2 separate regions of the Homo sapiens genome follow, and region 1 is linked to region 2. The links are chromatin contacts, found by Hi-C or POLR2A ChIA-PET in ENCODE. All regions are on one chromosome and are shown on one strand. Each heading gives the region's core, a stretch centred on a gene start or an enhancer-like site at or near the end of the contact. The rest is flanking DNA. Distances are from core to core; before and after follow the strand shown. Region 1 overlaps NGF (nerve growth factor). Region 2 has its middle 40 kb from the start of LINC01765.

Region 1 (4,179 bases), core at 277-2,776, 180 kb before region 2:
AGATCATCCATTTAAAGTATTTACCATAATACCTGACTATACAAGATATATAAGAAATTGTAGCTATCATTAGCTATATAATTTTCATTTTTCTTTTAAAGATGACACCAATTTCTGCAAAAAAAACAAGTGGACAATCAACAAGGAGATATCAATTGGCTTATTTTCTGAATAGATGTGAGTGTAAAACAAACATCCAGGGCCCCTACTCAAGTCCTCCAGCCCACATTGGCTCTTAGATCTCTTCCCAGCCAGCCCTAGATGTAATGAATGCTAATTTGGTGTGGCAGGAGTTTAGGACTAGAAGAGAACTTAGAGATAACCAGTCTGGGTGGTGAGATTGAGCCCAAATGGGTGATGACTTCCCCATGTCACAGAGCAGCAAAGACAAGACTCTAGGGCCCTGACTGCTCCTCTTTTCACTCCGACAGATGGTCTCTCTGGTTGATATATAATGACATTGACTCCCGCTATTGCCTTTTACTACATTGTGATATCACACAGCACATAGCACAGCCCTGGGTGCATAGTAGGTACCTGATGAATGGTTTGCTTAATCCGCTGATGTGCCAAGTGTATGCTTGACAATCTAAGAGACAGGAAGTCAAATAAGACAGAATACCTTCGGGAGGCTTCAAGAGACTGACAAGGAAAGTCACAGCAGGGGACAAGGGGGTCTTAGAAATGGGAAATTTGTTTAACTTCCTCGACAGTACAATGAGAGTCAGAAGTCGAATCACGTAATGAACCTCAGCGAGCTCGTTCTTCGTACTCCCTATGCCAGACAAGTCCCAATGCTACTACATATTTACCAAATGTACATTTATAGCCCTTGACCTCTCCCCTAACTCTACATGTCTATATCAACTGCCTATTCAAATTTTCCATGTGTATGTCCAATATAAGGTATCTCAAATATAGCTATCTCAGTATATAGGTATCTCAAATTTGACACTTTCAAACCTAAACTCTTGATTCTGCCTTCAATCCTGTTCCTCCTTCAGTGTTCTCCATCTCAGTAAATCTCACCTCCTTTCAGCTGGGTGCCAAAAAGCTTGGCGTCATCCTCGATCCCCCTGTTCCCTCACTCCTGCACATCACAGTCTGTCAGGAAGTCCTTTTGACCCTATTCCTCCAATATATCCCACTTCCATTGTCTTCTCACCTCTGCTACATTGCCATGAGGCCCCAGACCATCACCTCCCACCTGGATAATTGCAGGAGCTGCCTAACTGATCTTCCGGTTTCTCTTCTTGGTCCCCATTGTGTGTGCTCAGCCACAGTGTTCCTCTTAAAATATATCCAGTCATGTTGCTTTCTGCTAAAAATCTTCTAATGGCTTCCCATCTCCATAGAAATAAAGTCCAAACTCACCAGGGTCCATAAAGCCCTACAAAAGCTGGTTCCAGTTTCCCCTCAGCTGTCATCTCCTAAAACTCTGCCCCAGCCACAGGGGCAGGTTTGCTGTTTTCAGCCAAGCAGGTTCTTGCCTCAGGACCTCACACTGGCCATCCACTCTGCCTGGAATGTCCTTCCCACATTTCTGCATAGCTTTCTCCCACACTTCATTCAGGTCTCTTTGTAAACATTGCCTCATCAGAAAGACCTTTCCTGACCAAACTAGCGCCTCAACTTATAATTCCAAAACACTTACTGTGCTTTATTTCTTCCAGCACTTATCACCAACGGACATTTCCTGTTAATTTGTTATTTGTCTTCTGTCCACCTCCACGAGAATTTAAGCTCCCTGAGAGCAAGAATTTTTCTGTTCTGTTCACGACTATATCCCCAGTATCTAGAATAGTGCTTTGGTGCATAATAGTTGCTCAATATCTAGTTGCTAAACAAGTGAATCAACAATAAACTTTCATTCTGTATTTCAGCTTAGCTGTTTGTGTGCTTATCTATTAACCCCTACTAGGCAGGTCTTATTCATCTGTAATTCCTGCAGTTCCAGGCATGGTGCACCTGCACAGAACAGGTGCTCATTAAGTGTGTGTTGAATTAAGTTGAGCAATTACCAAGCACTAGCCACAGATTTTGTGACTTAAATCCAGTTCATATCATCTACAAGAAGCGTGCCCAAAGGGTTTGTTAATTTTTCTGAGAGATAGTCCCAATGTTTCATTAGAACTTAGGCAGCAGCTCTGGGAAGAAGTAGCCACACAAATAGAGCTTTGTGTGATGAGGAAAACAGGGAGGTGCAATCCCAGTCAGAGCTGTTAGAAGCAACCCTTTGCCAGGCCTGAGCATGCAAAGCCAAGCTCTGGGGAGAGCAACAGAAGGGTCGATTGGATCCAAGCCAAAAGGTCACAGAGTCTGTCTTGGAGGGGAAGGGTACGCCATGTGTCACAGAACCGTGTAGACAAACTACAGCAAGTCAGACACACCAAGATTTTTGCTCCTGTTTATTTCTGCTACACTTCTACAGAATCAAACCACTTGGTTCCTTGACTTTGGAATTGTGTCCATTTGTTTAAGGTAATGGACTGGGGTCTTCCACCATGCCACCCTCAGGACCCGCATCCTGAAGTCCTGGTATAGGCTGTGCTATAATGTGGTCTTTTTAATAACTGGCTCTTTTGGAAGGAGTTCAGGTGCAGCCTGAGTTGTACCAATTTCAGGGTTATAAGTGGGGCTAGAACATGACACAATGTACTAGGAATTATTTTACAAATTTATCTTAAAATCAAAGCTACTTGCAAAAATGGATTTAGCTCTGCCCTCAACTGTTTCCTCAGGCTCAAATGTTTAAATAGAAATAATTCACAAAATATGTCACTGTCTGCTTATATTTTATCCTCATGGCAATAGAATGTTACTCAACTCCCCAGGTCACTATCAATTATTTTTAAACTGCTTTGCCTTTTACTAAAAACTCTTTAGTATCTGGAAGATTTGTTTCAAAAGCTGATCAGAAAACAAACAATTATGCATTTCAAAGATTTATTAAACTAAAAAAGAAAAAGCTTTTAATAAAGAAACTTACTATGATGAGTATTTCGCTTTTACCTTTTTAGTGGGTTGGTGCCCATAAGTGATCCTTGTCATTGCAAACTATGCCAGGAAACCCTCCAAAATTAAAGCAAGTGCAGATTTACATAAAAACAAACAACAGCTGTCCCAGTTCATCTAAGGGTCTGGGCCAGCAGCCTGCTGAGAATTCATCAAGCCCAATTGAGCAGTTCAAGGCAAAAGACATTTAAAAAATAAAAGTACAAGCCCCTTGGGAATATTAAGAAAAGACAACTCCAAAGATTTTCAAAGATGTGCATCCAAGGCTCAAACCATTACAACAGACCAAAGTAGTACTCTCTAAACCAGAGGTGCAAAATGGCCACTTATGAAAGCTACTATGTGAAACATCAAAAGTATTCAGGTCTTTCCTTCACACATGACTGGCTTAGAGGGACAGAACTTTCTTTTTCCTCTCTCTATAAAATTCCCAAACCACAGTTTTATGGGCTCTATTATACCAATTTTCAAAGCATTGGTCAACTCAAAATGCCATTTTCTTTGGATGGTTTAGATGATTCTCAATACATTTTTGGTATATTGATTCAAATAAATGTTACCAAATCCTCAGTAAAAAATGTTTCCATGGTGAAATAAGTATGATCTCAAACAAATGAAATCTTAGAGATTCCCAATGCATGTGGAGAGCTCTGAGTAAAGAAAGCTGTTTCTAATCCAACAGTTCCCAAATATGTTTGACCATGGAATCTTCTTTTTACTAACCCCTTTTGATGTTCCAGGGGTGGGAAACACTGATTTAAACATTTCTGTGACTTCAAGGTCAATATTAAGGTCTATTTCCTATTGAGATCATTCATTCACCTATTAAGTAGACATTTTGTTAGTTGGCTTGTACAGGCCAGGCTCTCTACCTAGACACCAAGGCAAATAAAAAGAAAGTGCTAAGATCCAGCAACTCTGGTATCTGTCAAGGTAAAGCAAAAGACAAAAATGTACATAAATATCAGCATTTTCATGTGATACAGGCTTCTGTGACCCCTCCATTGCTGACAGTATGTACAGCAAAATTTATATCCCAAGTTGTTCACTAAATATTTCCTGTGCCTTTGTCGTGTCACTTCTGCTATATTGTTTATTACTTAAAAACAAAGCTCATGCCTTATACTTGTCTAGTATTCTCTGTGGTACCTAGCATGGGATTGG
Region 2 (4,211 bases), core at 1,235-3,734:
CCCCATGCCCCTGAGCCCTTATCTGGACCATGCACAACCATAAATGTGCGTTTACATGTGTACACACTCATTCACACCCCTCCAATCCATCCTCTATTTGCTCGCCACAAAGGGGTAGGATTAAAATGCTTCAGGAATCCAAAACCTCTGTAGGATAAAGCTGACACTCCTTAGCATGGAAGACAAAGCCCTTCACAGCTCTGCAGTCTCATGTCATACAACTTCATAACTAGACCTTCAGGATCCAGCCAGACCACCCCTCCCTGGCCTCAACTCCCCTAATACATTATTTGGCCTCACATATCTGCTCCTAAGCCCATGGTGCTTTGTCTGCCTGGAATGCCTTTTCCATAGCCTTGCTCTTGGTAAGCCTCATTGGTAGACCACATTTACTCTTTCAAACTTGCTCAAGAACAGCCTCTGCAGCAAAGCTGTCCTCCCCTCCCATGTCCCCCTCCTTATGCATATTTCTATCTATGCTGGGACACTGGATTGTAATCACTGGTTTCCATGGCTCTCTCTTCCACAGATGATGAATGCCTCAAGAATAAGAGCTATGTCTCAGTGACACTTGTATCCCCAGCTCCTAGGGCTGGAGACATAGAATGCCTAGACTTCTATGTAGCTGGCCATGGAATGTCCCCAGCAGATGTAAAACTAACCACTTGCATTTTTATTTAACTGTTCTGATTGTGTGCCCCAAACTACAGGATGATCTCTCAATGTTTTGGTGGGAACTGGAAACTTCTAGAGCTAAATTAGCTGCCAGAAAAGAACTGTTCACCGTAGGCTGGAGACCCATTGTCTCCTTCTGTGTTCCCAGCTTTTCATAAATGCCACTTCAGACTGTGGGATAGGCAGGTAGGAAGGTGGGCCACTCAAACTTGTCCAGCAATGTCTTGTTTTCATGAAGTCATAGAACCTCAGAATTGAAAGGGATCCTAGAAGCCATCACAGCCTTCCACCCAGGGCAGAACACCCCTACATTCCTTACAGGTGCTCATCCAAACTCAGTAGGTCTCAACTCATCCTGGTGAGGAAGCCTGGCCTGCTCTTGACTGGTTATTAGAAAAATGCTTCCTCATTTAACCGAGGTAATCCCAGCATTCCATGTATTCCTGTCTCAATAAAATCTCATTCAAATAAGAGTCTAACAACCTAGAGTAGGTGAAAATGCAATTCAAAACATGCTGGGAGTTCTCAAAAATTACTAAAAAACAATCATCCTCTTACAATCCTTTTTCCTCATATTTCTCTTTGGATCTCCTACTCGGTGTAGAGGCTCCCAAAACTCTCCCTCTTCTGACTATTCCCAACCAAGCCCGCAAGCAGGCTGCAGCCTTTCTCCACGAGGCCCCCACCCCCATCCTGCACAACTAATGATGGTGGATACTCTCAGCCTCTCTTGCTTTTTAATTTTCTGTTGTTTCCTGTCTTACCCCACTCCCCAGATTCTGCTCTACAAAAGGGATCCCAGGAGCTTCTTGAATATTGACAACACTTATTTTTTTAATTCTTTATAACATGTTGATGGAAATAGAAGCATCTGCATGTCAGGAAGCTGTCATACTTCTCTAACGTCTTTTCTTCTCCAGTCTACACCATCCCCATTTCTTCAACTGACCCTCCAATGGCACAGCTCCCAGAGCCCCAGCACTCCGATGTGCCATTCCTTTTGATATCACCCTTGAGTAATTCCCACAGTATTTAAAAAGAGATGCACAATTATTGTGGATAATAGTAATTATCCACAATAATTCAAGTGTGGTTTCACAACACATAAGACTGTGGAACTCCATGAAAAAGAAGCTTTATGAATGAAGCTGAATAATGCATTACTTTTACCACATTTTCTTAAAAAATAAAAATAAAAAGTACAACTCTGTTCAAAACTGGACACTAACTTCCCGAGGGCCCACCACACTCCCATAGGTAGGCATGTTGTGAGTGGAACGCCGATGGACGCGGGCCCTTGGCACGACAGGCGGGGCCGAGCACTCCTAGGAAGGCCACTGTGTGGGGTGGCTTGAGGGGCTCTAGGGAAACCCCATCCTTCCCATCAAAAATATCCCCACCACCAGGACACATCACTGTCCCATGTCACTCAAAGGCATTAAAAGCAATTGGTAAGTCGCAACTAACCCAACAGGAGGAAGACACCCTCAGGAATGGGCATTAATTAGGGTCTTAGCTGAAGTTATTTCAGATATTATTGGCTACCGCTAAAGGAAGTAGGGAAAGTTCTGAATGTGCCATAGGTGAAGGTTGTGTACCTCCAGGGGGAGCATGAGGTGAGGTGAGGTGAGGGGAAGGCAATGAGAGAAACAAAGGGTCCATGTGAAGAGAATGATGGCGCCTGGTAAGGAGACTGGCCTGAGCCGTAAGTGCGTCTGTGCTGCTTGGCTCAAGCTGCCAGCAACGGGAGCGTAACTGGTTTCACAAGGCTCCCAAGTGGAGCCACACTGCTCGCGGCCTCCAGTGAAGCACACGACCAGAGTGCCCTCTAGCGGGGGGAACGAGCGCTCACCACCCCTCAGGTCCAGGTATTAATAGATCAGCATGGACTTGAATTTTCCGTTACCCTGCTTCAGTCATTTGGTCAACAAGCATTGGTTGAATTCCCACTATGTGCTAACACTATGATAAACACCAGGGGAACATGTGAGTAGGCATGATCACCACTCCCAAGAAGTTTATGGCCAGACTGAGGGGGTAGGACGAGTCGGGGAGGCGTGGGTGCCAAGGATGCAGGCTTGCAAAGGCAGAAGGGGTGGATGGGCCAGGAAGGTCTTCCCAAGAGAGCAGACCCTCATGCTGAGGAGATGTTTGCTGGACAGACAAGTGGGGGATGGGCATTAGCACAAATTGGAGATGTTCTGTCCCCACCTGGAGAAAGAGAAGGTGGGGGTCATGGCCAGAAAGGAAGCTGGAGAGGGGCGGATAGGGGGAGATCATGGAGAGCTTGGCCTTCATTATAAAGATGACAGGAAGCCACAGAGGCATCAATCAATTTTGCAGATTTATAAAAGGATCACTCTGGTAAAGGGAGCAGCAGCTGAACTGCAGGGAAGCAAAACAGATGCCAAGTTTAAAAACGAGGGCCAAAATTAGGATCAAGATGAGGGAACCGCAAAGGGGAACAGATGCGAAGGAAAGAAGGTCAGCAGGACTTGGTGCAGATTGGGTGTGGAGGATAAAGGAAATAGAGGGGTCTCCACTGTTAGTGGAGAGGGGACTCGACTAACTCTCAGCTCCAGCTTGGGAGGCTAGCTTGATGGTGATGTCATTCGTCAAGCCAGGAGTAAAGGAGAAGGAGCAGGTTAAGAAGAGAGATGGTGAGTTCAATTCTGAACATGCAGAATTGGATGTGCCTGCCAGGGACACCAAGAGGAAATTCTGGGAGGTAACTGGTAATTGACTGTTTAGTCTGAAGCACTGGGAACTGATCTGGGAGTTGGCAGTGACCTATGGCATTGGAAGGGAAAAGCTCTCTCAAGGTAAGCACTCAACATGAAGAGAGAAAAGAGCTGAGGACAAACCCTAAGGGAAAGCTAATGCTTAAGAGGCAGTCAGAGAAACAGCAGCCCCGTGGAGACTACGGAGATTGAGGTGGAAAGAGAACAAGAAAAGAGCTGAAGCCAGAAAAGAGGGAGCTGCAAGAAGAAGGGTGTGACCAACTTCATGAAATGGCTACCAAGACAATGTCTTGTAATGAGTTGAAGAGTCAGTGGGCATGAGAGAGGGAGTTTGGTCTTGCCGGCATTCAGCTTTGTGATCTCTTCAATTTGGATTCTTAAAATGTCAGTTTTGTTTCACTCTACCGCTCTGTGTTCAGGACACTCAGGTAACTATTTCTTAGGGGATGCAAATCCTTGCTTTGGTAATACCTGTCACAAGACTATGAGAAGGATTCAATAGGATCATTTACATAGAGCACCTAGAAAATTGCCCAGCACATAGTAGGCACTCAAAGCTTCCTCCCCCACTGAAATAACATACTTAGGAAAGTAAATTTAATAGAATACAGATGCACATTAGATTAGCTGGTCTCTAGGCTGACCAGGTCATGGCTTCCACCACTGAACCAGGTAACCAAGAATGGTGTCAGGTCAGTACATAAACTCCACCAAGTGGGCACTGTGATCCGGTGGCTCATATGTTTGCTGGGGATCAGAAATTGGATCCTGATATTTAGATTCCTTACTAACCTT

What was found. A loop is a pair of places that touch in the nucleus more often than their neighbours do. ChIA-PET counts read pairs that join two places held with the same protein, here RNA polymerase II (POLR2A). Pooled maps may share reads with other maps.
Region 1: a loop to region 2 is called in a pooled map, with 5 times the contacts of the local background. The contact joins two enhancer-like sites. A Hi-C loop is called at or near these places in 2 of 168 maps with a recorded cell type or tissue (PC-3 and PC-9) and 3 of 50 pooled maps. POLR2A ChIA-PET finds 5 or more read pairs at or near these places in 2 of 52 experiments (BJ and activated naive CD8-positive, alpha-beta T cell).

The regions. Positions count from the first base shown.
Region 1 is chr1:115,312,364-115,316,542 of GRCh38, reverse strand. All of the region lies in intron 1 of NGF (nerve growth factor), which reads left to right. All of the region lies in intron 1 of NGF-AS1 (NGF antisense RNA 1), which reads right to left. Among named protein-coding and RNA genes, the nearest start is that of NGF, 24 kb to the left of the region's middle. Within about 2 kb of position 1,526, at least 4 of the 41 ENCODE cell types and tissues checked have a DNase peak (open chromatin) inside an H3K27ac peak, as active enhancers do.
Region 2 is chr1:115,137,369-115,141,579 of GRCh38, reverse strand. No RefSeq gene overlaps it. Among named protein-coding and RNA genes, the nearest start is that of LINC01765, 40 kb to the right of the region's middle. Within about 2 kb of position 2,484, at least 2 of the 41 ENCODE cell types and tissues checked have a DNase peak (open chromatin) inside an H3K27ac peak, as active enhancers do.